Regions from separate parts of the Homo sapiens genome. Here region 2 is linked to region 1. The links are chromatin contacts, found by POLR2A ChIA-PET in ENCODE. All regions are on one chromosome and are shown on one strand. The core of a region is the stretch at or near the end of the contact, and the rest is flanking DNA. Distances in the headings are between cores, read along the strand shown. Region 1 holds the start of ZNHIT1 (zinc finger HIT-type containing 1). Region 2 holds the start of ABCF2-H2BK1 (ABCF2-H2BK1 readthrough).

What was found. ChIA-PET counts read pairs that join two places held with the same protein, here RNA polymerase II (POLR2A).
Region 2: POLR2A ChIA-PET joins it to region 1 with 10 read pairs in Panc1. The contact joins the promoter of ABCF2-H2BK1 here to the promoter of ZNHIT1 in region 1. POLR2A ChIA-PET finds 5 or more read pairs at or near these places in 2 of 52 experiments (GM12878 and Panc1).

Annotation. Positions count from the first base shown.
Region 1 is chr7:101,215,128-101,220,296 of GRCh38, forward strand. ZNHIT1 (zinc finger HIT-type containing 1) reads left to right here and starts at 3,038. Exons shown (of 5, transcript NM_006349.3): 1 at 3,038-3,090. The coding sequence starts at 3,069. It overlaps PLOD3 (procollagen-lysine,2-oxoglutarate 5-dioxygenase 3), which reads right to left and starts at 2,454. Exons shown (of 19, transcript NM_001084.5): 1 at 2,039-2,454; 2 at 1,568-1,659; 3 at 1,283-1,419; 4 at 1,036-1,199; 5 at 781-893; 6 at 1-25. The coding sequence starts at 2,147. RefSeq lists enhancers at 1,560-2,082, 2,631-2,750, 2,844-3,385 and silencers at 1,881-2,000, 2,061-2,110, 2,251-2,530.
Region 2 is chr7:151,225,234-151,230,402 of GRCh38, forward strand. It overlaps ABCF2-H2BK1 (ABCF2-H2BK1 readthrough), which reads right to left and starts at 1,972. Exons shown (of 17, transcript NR_160983.1): 1 at 1,930-1,972; 2 at 1,072-1,267. It overlaps ABCF2 (ATP binding cassette subfamily F member 2), which reads right to left and starts at 1,972. Exons shown (of 15, transcript NM_007189.3): 1 at 1,930-1,972; 2 at 1,072-1,267. The coding sequence starts at 1,225. RefSeq lists a silencer at 1,749-1,808 and enhancers at 1,909-1,958, 2,069-2,148.

The DNA of each region.
Region 1 (5,169 bases), core at 1,788-4,287:
GATCCAGATTAAGGCTGAGTTTCTCCTAAATGGAATGAGATGCGATGGAGTGGTTAAAATGGAAGGAGTGGAAAGGACATCATTTCTCACTTTTCTCTCTCTTTTTTTCTTCTCTTGCTTTTGTTGCTTAGGCTGGAGTGCAATGGCACGATCTCAGCTCACTGCAACCTCTGCCTCCCGGTTTAATTGATTCTCTTGCTTCAGCCTTCCAAGTAACTGGGACTACAGGAGAGTGTCACCACGCCTGGCTAATTTTTGTATTTTTAGTAGAGACGGGGTTTCACCATGTTGGCCAGGCTGGTCTCAAACTCCCAATCTCAGGTGATCCACCCGCCTCAGCCTCCCAAAGTGCTGGGATTATAGGCATGAGCCACCATGGTTTTCCTTTTTTTGTGAGAGACAGAGTCTCATTCTGTCACCCAGGCTGGAATGCAGTGGTGCAAAACATCCTCAAACTCCTGGGCTCAAGTGATGGTCCCACCTCAGCCTCCCAAGTAGCTGGGATTACAGGCGTACACCATGAAGCCTGGCTAATTTTTTCTTTCTTTTTTTTTGTAGAGATGAGGTCTCAACTATGTTGTCCAGGCTGGTCTTAAATTCCTGGACTCAAGCAATCCTCCTGCCTAAGCCTCCCAAAAGTCTTGGATGACAGGCGTGAGCCACCACGCCCAGGCACACATTTTTCTCTTTGCAACCCCCTTTGCTCCCCAAATCCCATTCAGCCTGAGGCCTCCACTCCCACAGAGCTGCGGGATGCGCCCACTCCTCTGCCTTCCCTACCCTCAGTCCTGGGTCCAGGTAGAGCCGTGTGTAGAACAGCTGGTCGTCGTCATCATCCTTGTACTTCCACTGGCGCACGATTTGGTGGATGGTGGTGGCAAAACCGATGAATCCTGGCGGGGAGGGGGAGTGTTGACCTCGAGACTCCCAGGGTCCCAGGGCCTGTCCCCCAGGCTGTCTCCAGCCCTCAGGCGCCTTTAACACTCTGTGTCCCACCGCTCTTGGCCCCTCTGCCTTGGGCACTCTGCCACTCACCACCAGAATTGAGGAAGCGCTTCCCCGTGCCCACCTCAGGGTACTGCTCCGCCAGCCCCCACTCGGGCCAGCAGAAGCTCTCTGCAGAGAAGAGCAGGCGGCTGCCACTCTGGACGAACTTCTTCAGCAGCTCTGTGGGGCTGCCGGCCAGAATCACGTCGTAGCTGGGTGAGGAAGGGGAGGATGGGCAGGGGTCCACTGGGAACCTCAGCATCCTTACCCCGCTCCCTATCCCCAGCCCCGTTACCTATCCACAAACATGATGATCATATCCTCCCGGTCAGCGTATTTCTCCATTTCCTTCTTTAACCACCGGACCTTCTGTCCTCCACCAACTGTTCGAGCCACATCACCCCCTCGCCACTCCTCTCCCAGGCCCAGGGTCTGTGGAGAAGATTGCCCCGTGCCAGGCAAGGGGTGGGGAGTTGTGGGGGGAACTCCTGACCAGGCTTACCGTGGGGACCTGGGCATCCAGACTTCAGCCCACCCCTCCTGCTGGGACCCCCTCCCAGGGGCCTTTCCCTCTCCTCACCCGCACAGTGTAGTTGAAGAACTCCGCAGAGCGCAGGAAACGCAGGTACCCCTCGGTTTCAGCTGTGGCCACAGTGATCACCAGCAGCTTCTCTGTTACCAGAGGGAAATGGCACTTGAGATCCACCGCCCAGCTCCGGGCCTCACGTGCTTTGCTGTCCTCCCTCTCACTCGACTTCCCTCCCTTTCTTCCTTCCCATTCTTAAACTCTTCTCACCCAGGAACACTCTGACCCCAAGGAGGGCAGGGTGGGAGTGGTGCCCAGGAATTCCGAGTCCCTTTGCATAGGGAGGCTGGAAACCCCAGTTCAGGGTAGTGATGGGCGAGGGGCTTGGCGCGACTCAGCCTCAAGAGCACGCTGGGCGGGGGACGGGCCAGACACCTCCTCGAGCCTCCGACCCTCTCCGGGCCAGGCTGGCAGGCACGCCAGCCTCTGCCCCCTCGGCCGTGCCGGGCCTCCCCGGGATCTCACCTGGGTTGACCGGGTCTCGGCCCCGGGGCCGGTCGGAGGCTGAGGCCGCAGGGGGCAGCAGCAGCGGCAGCAGCAGCAGGAACCGGGGTCCAGGCCCCGAGGAGGTCATGGTGGGGAGCGGGCCCAGACAGCACCCAGGATCCTGGGATCTCCGCTACGCGCCTGGATCCCAGCTCCGGAGGGGAGCTCTGGAAAGGGGGCGCTCGGGCTGCTGTGCGGCCGCCGCGGGGAGCAGCTTGGCTGGGGCTACGCCCTGAAAAAAAGGCGTATCCGGAGGCTACAGAAAGCTCCAGATGCCGGCGCCACAGACAAGGCGAGGATTGTCCCGGGCGCACGGGAGGCGGGGGAGGGGCGGCGGCTCGGGCCGGCGGGCGGGAGACAGGGACTCTGGGCTGAGCCAGCCGCTTGACACATGTGGAAGCTGAAACCTGGACAGGGGAAGTGACCCCTGGCGGAGGGTCGGGCGGGACGCGGGGGCGGGTCCTGGCCGCAGCCCTGCCCAGAGAGTGCGGGCGGAAGACGGGGAGAGCGAGAGGCTGGCGGCGACAGGGAGGGAGGAAGCCTAGGAGTCCGCCGCGGGACGGAGGCCTGGGGGAACTGGGAGTTCAGCTTTCTGCAGAGGGCCACTAGGAACCTCGGATTGCCCACGGAAGCCAGCCACTTTCTTTGACAGTCCAGCCCACCTCCTCTTCTGCCCGGAGAAGCTCCAGGGGCTGCCTTTGTGATCACAGCATCTTCACAAGGACCAAAGGAAAATAAGATTTCTTGTAAGAACACCGTGACCACATCTTTAAAATGACCCATTTCGTGGCTCCCACAAGATTTACACCTCCACACTGAGGCCGGAAGTGGTTTTGCCCCTATAAAACATGGCGAAAAGCTTTCTTGTCTCCAAGGAAACGCCACGTAATGAGTCAAAGCTGTGGCGCACGCGCAGAAGTACAAGCTACCGGAAGTGATGGCGCCCCTACTAAAGCCTTGGGGTTAGTACGCGTGCGCAGCAGTTTCTTCCGACAGTTGTGTTGTGCCAATGGTGGAGAAGAAAACTTCGGGTATGTGAGCCCCCGCGGTTCGCCCCCTTCCCCTTCCCAAGTCAGTCCTAGAATTTTCTTACCTAGTCATTCCTCTTTTTTGGTCTCGCTCTTTCGCCTAGGCTGGAGTGCAGTGGCATAGTCATAGCTCACTGCAGCCTCGATTTCCTGGGATCAAACCATCCTCCCACCTCAGCCTCCGGAGTGGCTGGAACTGCAAGCATGAGGCCCCACGCCTGGTTAATTTTTAATTTGTTATGTGGTGACGGGCTCTCGCTATGTTGCCCAGGTTGGTCTCCAACTCTTGGCCTCAAAGCGATCCTCCTGCGTGGGCCTTCCAAAGTGCTGGGATTACAGGCGTGAGCTGCCGCGCCCGGCCCCAGCTATTCCTCGTAAATCCCTTCCTCAGCCCTCGGGTCCTGGCGTTGACCCTTCATTCACGTTTTATTGGTGCCTGCTCCAAGCCGGGCGCTGGGGATGAAGAGGAGAAAGACCCCTCTTATCCAAGCATTGGCTTTTTCTGGAAGGGGGGCAGAAACGCAGACCTAACACTGTATTTTACTGTGATTTGTGATTTGTGCTATGGCAGAGGGAAGCACAGCGCCTGGGAACAGGGAGACGTGGCATCTAGCCCAGGTTCTGGGAGGCAGGGGACTGTGAAAGCTTGAAGGAAAAATGAAAAAGCTTGAATTGAGTCTTGAAAGTCTAGTTAGGGTTTCTCTCAGTGGGAACCTCACGTGCAAAGGCAGTGAAGCAAGAAAAAGCAAGTCGCTTAGGAAGCCAAGTTCACAGTTTGGATCTTACAGAGTAATAAGAAAGGATCGAAGGCTGGGGAAAGGTTACATTTTGAAAGGCATTATACACACTGCCCAGGAGTTTGAACTCTGTAGGGAAACACTGGAGAGCCAGCAAAGACTTTTTTTTTTTAGACAGAGTCTTGCTCTGTCACCCAGGCTGGAATGCAGTGGTTCTATATAACTCACTGCAGCCTCAACCTCCCATGCTCAAGTGATTCTTCCACCTCAGCCACCTGAGTAGGTGGAACTACAGGTGGGTGCAGGCCACCATGCTGGGCTAGTTTTTATATTTTTTGTTGAGATGGGTGTCTCACTATGTTGCCCAGGCTGGTCTTGAACTCCTGAGCTCATGTGATCCTCCTGCCTCGGCCTTCCAAAATGCTAGGATTACAAGTATGAGCCACTGCGCTTGGCCCTTTTAGTTTTTCTTTCTTTCTTTTTTTTTCTTTTTGAGACGGAGTCTTGCTCTGTCCCCCAGGCTGGAGTGCAGTGGCGCAATCTCGGTTCACTGCAAGCTCTGCCTCCCGGGTTCACACCATTCTCTGGCCTCAGCTTCTGGAGTAGCTGGGACTACAGGCGCCCGCCACCACACCCAGCTTATCTTTTGTATTTTTAGTAGAGACAGGGTTTCACCATGTTAGCCAGGATGGTCTTGATCTCCTGACCTCGTGATCCACCCGCCTCGGCCCCCCAAAATGCTAGAATTACAGGCATGAGCCACTGCGCTTGGCCCTCTCAGTTTTTCAAAGGCATCGCAGTCTCCCAGCCATCAGTTTTTTCATGTTGGCCTCAAGGTCTGAAATACCCCGCTGTCTCCCCTAGCCAGGTCATTCACCAGTTAGGCCTTAACCTAGACTTACCTTCTTCTGGGAAGTCTTCCCTGACTACTCCAAGGCCAGGTTGGGTGTTTCTGTCCTGGGCTCTGCAGCACTTTATACTTCCGTATCCTAGCCTACTCCATGCTGTACTTACTGTGTTTGTTTCATTAATCATTTGTGTTTGCCACTGGACTGTAAGCTTTGGCATCCCTAAAACCTAGAGCACTGCCTGGCATTTGGAGGGGAGACAGAGTAGTACAGTGATCATAATCATATTTTTTTTTGTTTGGTTGGTTTTGGGTTTTTTTTTTTTTTTTTTTTTTTTTGAAACAGGGTCTTGCTCTGTCACCCAGGCTGGAGTGCAGTGGCACAAACACAGCTCACTGCAGCCTTGAGCTCCTGGGCTCAAGCAATCCTTGCGCCTCAGCCTCCTGAATAGCTGGGACTACAGGTGTGTCCCACTACACCTGGCTAATTTTTGTATT
Region 2 (5,169 bases), core at 722-3,221, about 50 Mb after region 1:
ACTTCCCCACAGCCTGACTTTATTGCTCTTTCTAATTGCTTTCTAAGTCCCCCTTTTCTGAACGCCTATCTGTTACAACTTGCAGACTAATTCTCCTTTCCTCTTCAAACATTTACTTAGTGTCTACCTGAGAAGCAAGTCATAAAAAAAACCCAAGACAGGGTCCTTGCACTCAAAGATGAAACAATTTAGACAAAGAAACAGGAGATACAACATAAAAAGGTAAGTAACACTAAAAGACAGCAAAAGGGTATAGAGAATGGAAATACTGTGGTCAGGTTTGACTGAGAGACGCTTCATTATCTTGAGCTGGGCCTTGACAGAAATGTCAAATGTAGCTAGCAAAAACATGATGGTATTATAATTCAGTGTGTGAAAGGACAGAGATGTGGTGACTATCCAAGAGATAATAAATAGTCTGGATGGAGCAGAAGGCTGTTTAGGGAGTTTTCAGGGGGCAGGGAAGAGGGCTGGGATTGGACTGCCAAGGGCCTGGAATAGTCTTTACCGCATATGGCCATGTTTCCCAGTCTAGACGGTAAGTTTTTGGAGGGAAGACGGTAGTGCCTCAGTGTATAGCACCATGTCTAGCACTTGAGAAATAATAAATATTTCCCAAAATATAAATAACAGAAAGGGAGCTCTCTCCCAGGAAAAACCCCATAAATCAACTCATAAGTTACTCTCTTGTAGGTAGAGCCACTACACCAGTGAGAGGACAAGCTTATTGTATAATGTAGCAAAGAACCTGGCACATTGGTCACCATGCATAGAAATGGAAACTGAGAAAGGGGCAGGGAACTGATCCCCTCCTCACAATCTAATAGAGCAGCAAGGCAGCTCAGCAACTCTCACATCCGCTTGCCACTGAGTATGTGAGAACCTCGTCTTCGGCTTCCTTGCGCAATGACAGGGTGGCACGAATTCCAACTCTACTGATTTGATTCATCATGAAAAGTTGCATGACACCAGATACATTCTCCACTACCCCCAGCATCAAGATTCCAACTCTGGCTGGGGCATGCATTAAGTCTTAGCAACCATCCCCAACTCACCCCTCCCTCAATTCACCTGTGGTCTCTCTGCCATTGGCCTCATTCTTCTCTGCCACCTGTGGTTCTGTGACAACATCTCCATTTTCTTCATGTCCTTTTCTGGGCCGCTGTCGAGCTTTGGCAGCCTCCTTCTTTTTGGCTGCCTTCTTCTTGGCCAGGTCGGAGGGCATGATGATGACCCACAGGGGTAGGTTACTGTTGTTTCAGGGAGCCTGAAGGAAGGCAAACAGATACCCCCAAACCCTAAACTTACTAGTAAGAATGCCTGGGCCCTGCTCCATCCCTCTCAGGAATCTTCGTATCAACATCAAGCCTCTGATGCCCTGGCCTGCCCCCGCCTCGTCTGTTCCAACTTGGTCAGGGTATCCCAAACCAATGCCGATTCTCAGCGGCTCTTCTAATCTTAACATCTCTTCCCACAGGCACCAGTCCCCCACGGACTGCCTCACTTTGGAAACGCTCCTTCTTTCAGGGCCTCCGGCTGGGGACCAGGTTCTGCCCCTCAGCGGAGGTCTCCGTCTCCGGTTTCCCTACAACTTGGCGCTCCGCACTCAGCTAGCCGCCTCACTTTCCGGGCTTCCTCCTCCCGTCCGTCTCGGGCCTCTTCTCGATCGTCCCTCTCCACATCACCCGGCCGTCGAGCCCAGCCTCTTGCCGGGACGCACTCGTCCTCGCCCGCGTGAGTCCCCTCCGAGTCTCCACGCTCGTCACCCCCGGGTCCTCCCCCACCCCGCCCGTCAGCTTCTCTCCCTTAGCCCTATCTTCCCCCTCGCAGAGCCCTCCATCCAAACCCCGTCCCTGCTTCCTCTTCTAATTCTCTTTCCCCCTCACCGGCGGGGACCCTCTCCCTACAGCTCCCCTTCCCCTAACTCACTGGGCCTCGCTGCTCGGCCTATGTCGCAACAGAGCTGCTCCTTAGGATCCTCCGCGTGCGGCCGGCTCACCAGCCAATCACGGCCTCGGGTGGTTCTCGGCGCGCCGCGCTGCCTCCTTGGAAGTGTAGTCCTCAAGTTGCAGCGGCCAAGAGTGAGACCCGCCTTGAGGACTACTATGTATCCCACAGACCTCGCGGGGCCGCGTGACGCCATCAGGATGCGCGAGGCTCGGGGAGGGGGCGGGATTAGAGTCCAAGAGCTCTCTGCTAGCGGGCGCACTTCGGGCGCTGGAAACTGCAAATCCCAGATTGCTCGTTGGATAAACCGGCTGAGCCTTCAGGCTTTACCCCACCTCTCGAAAATCCATTGAGCTGTTGTGGAGTTACGAGTTTTTAGAGCTACCTAACCGACTCAGGCAGCAGGGCGTGCAACTACACTTCCCAGCTTGCCTCAGCGGGAGTAGATCGAAACAATGGGAGAGGAGAGGTGGGAGCGTGAGGGGAGGACTAAAATGAAGGGGGCGCTGGGCAGGGAGGGGTTCCAGAAAGCGGGGCATCGCTGCAAAGATGTTGCCAACGGAATTCCTTCACGAAAGAAAGCGCCTTGGTTTCATTAAACCTTAATTTTAGAGGCTGGTTCATTGTTAAACTTTTAGAAGGTGCCAGACGTTGTTTTGGAACCTCGGCCGCTTAGCCTCCCCGCTGCCGCATTGTTAGGTTTCCACTGAAGCCATGCAAGTTTGGTGGAAAGGGCCCCGAGATAAAAAGGCCCCTTGGCTGAGATTTGTTTTATTATTAGTTAGCCATGCTACCGGGCCCGTTACTTTCCCTTTGAGTCTCACTGTTTAAAATCTCTCACATGACATTTTGGGCTGGATGGTTTAAAAATAAATACAATCTCTCAAGGACTTCACATTACCTACATTGTAAACTCCAAATGTTTAGCCTCAAGTACAAGGCAGGCCCTTTGTGATCTTTGTTACTTCTCCAGGCTCCTGTGCAGCAGAAGCCTCACCATCAGTGACGTTTGGGGCAGCAAAGGAAGCTATTGCTCCCTTTGAGCATATTCTCCAAATGTGGCACCTTTTCGCCCACAGTCCGTGACTCAAACAATGAGAATTAGTTTTTCTTCTCAAACTCATACTTCAGTAGAACTTACCTACTTAAATAGTTCGGAGATTAAGCGTGCTATTTTACACCTGCATGCCTTTGAACATACATTTTCCTAGAATATCCTCCACCAACGAAGTGCCTACTATCTGTCAGGCTCAGATATATGTGCTGGAGTTGCAATGGTGCAAAGTCACTCCCTGACCTCAGGGAGCTCATAATAAAGAAGGAACATGTGAAAAGTAAACAAGCCGGGTGTGGTGGCTCACACCTGTAATCCAAGCACTTTGGAAGGCCGTAGTGGGAGGATCATTTCAGCCCAGGAGTTCAAGGCTGCAGTGAGCTATAATCAAACCACTGCACTCCAGACTGGGTGACAAAACTAGACCCTGTCTCTAAAAAAACAAAAAACAAAAAAAACAGACCTTGACACCATGAAATTAAGTGCCCTAAACGAAGTGACTTTCGTGTGTTGCTGGGGTACCTAGGTGGAGACCTCACTTGGCATAGCATAATTAAGAGCATAACCCCAGTTCTATGCTTCATTGTGTGGCCTTGGGCAAAGTACATGTTCTCCTCTGTAAAATGGGAATATAGTTACAAAAAGAATACAGTTAAATGACTGTAAAACCCTTCTGTATGAAGCAAAAGAGTTATTTATGGGCCGGGCACGGTGGCTCACGCCTGTAATCCCAGCACTTTGGGAGGCCGAGGCCAGCGGATCACGAGGTCAGGAGATCGAGACCATCCTGGCTAACACGGTAAAACCCCGTCTCTACTAAAAATACAAAAAATTAGCCAGGCATGGTGGCGGGCACCTGTAGTCCCAGCTACTCGGGAGGCTGAGGCAGGAGAATGTCGTGAACCTGGGAAGTGGAACTTGGAGTGAGCCGAGATCACGCCACTGCACTCCAGCCTGGGCAACAGAGCGAGACTCCATCTCAAAAAAAAAAAAAAGTTATTTATGATTGTGGATCACATAAAAAGCACTCATTTGGCTGAGTGTGGTGGCTCATGACTGTATTCCCAGCACTTTGGGAGGTGGAGGCAGGTGGATCTTTTGAGCTCAGGAGTTCAAGACCAGCCTTGGCAACATGGCGAAGTCCTATCTCTATTAAAAAAAATACAAAAATTAGCCGGGCGTGGTAGCGCATCGCTGCGGTCCCAGTTACCCAGAAGGTCAAGGCTGCAGCAAGCTGAGATCGTACCACTGCGCTCCTACCTGGGCAACAGAGCAAGACCCTGTCTCAAAAAACAAAACACAACAAAGAAACAGATTCAAGCGCCTGTGCCTCCTGGGAGAAATATGCTTCTCCTTTCCCAGCCTCGTTTAAAAATGTGTGGTTACAGATAACAATATTTATTATGCTTTTTCATTTATGCCATCACATTAAACTCCCCACCCCCAACAAACTCCGAGGTGAGGATTATTACCATTTTGCAGATCAGGAAACTACGGTGACAAGCAGCTCTGGGCAGCTCTGTTGCCTAGGCTGGAGTTCAGTGGCACGATCATGGCTCACTGCAACCTCGACCTCCTGGGCTCAAGCGATCCTCCCACGTTGGCCTCCCAAGTAGCTGGGACTACAGGCAAGCACCACCATGCCTGGCTAATTTTTGTTTTTTTTTTTCAGAGATGAGGTTTTGCCATGTTGCCCAGGCTGGTCTGGAACTCCTGGGTTCAAACGATCTGCCCACTTTGGCTTCCCAAAGTGCTGGGATTACAATTCCAGGCATGAGCCACTGCACCTGGCTACAGTTTTTAAATTTTACATAGAGATGGTGTCTTCTTATGTTGCCCAGGCTGGTCTCAAACTCCTGGGCTCAAGAGATCCTCCTGCCTCGACCTTCTGAAATCCTGGTATTACAGGTGTGAGCCACCATCCCTCCCCCTGCCCACCCTGCCCTGGGTTTAGCCAGAGAAAAGAACTCGGGATGAGGGGAGAAGAAACAGGGAAAGAGAAATGGGAAAATGGGGGAGAAAAGGAGGTGAGTAAAGAGAGAGGAGAAAGGGACTGGCTAAATTTGAAAAAAATCACAGAAGGTCAGTGCTGGAAACAAGAATATTTGGCTTAGACTCTGTTTAAATTATGAAGAAACGGAGACCCAAGGAAGGAAATGTCTCTTGGA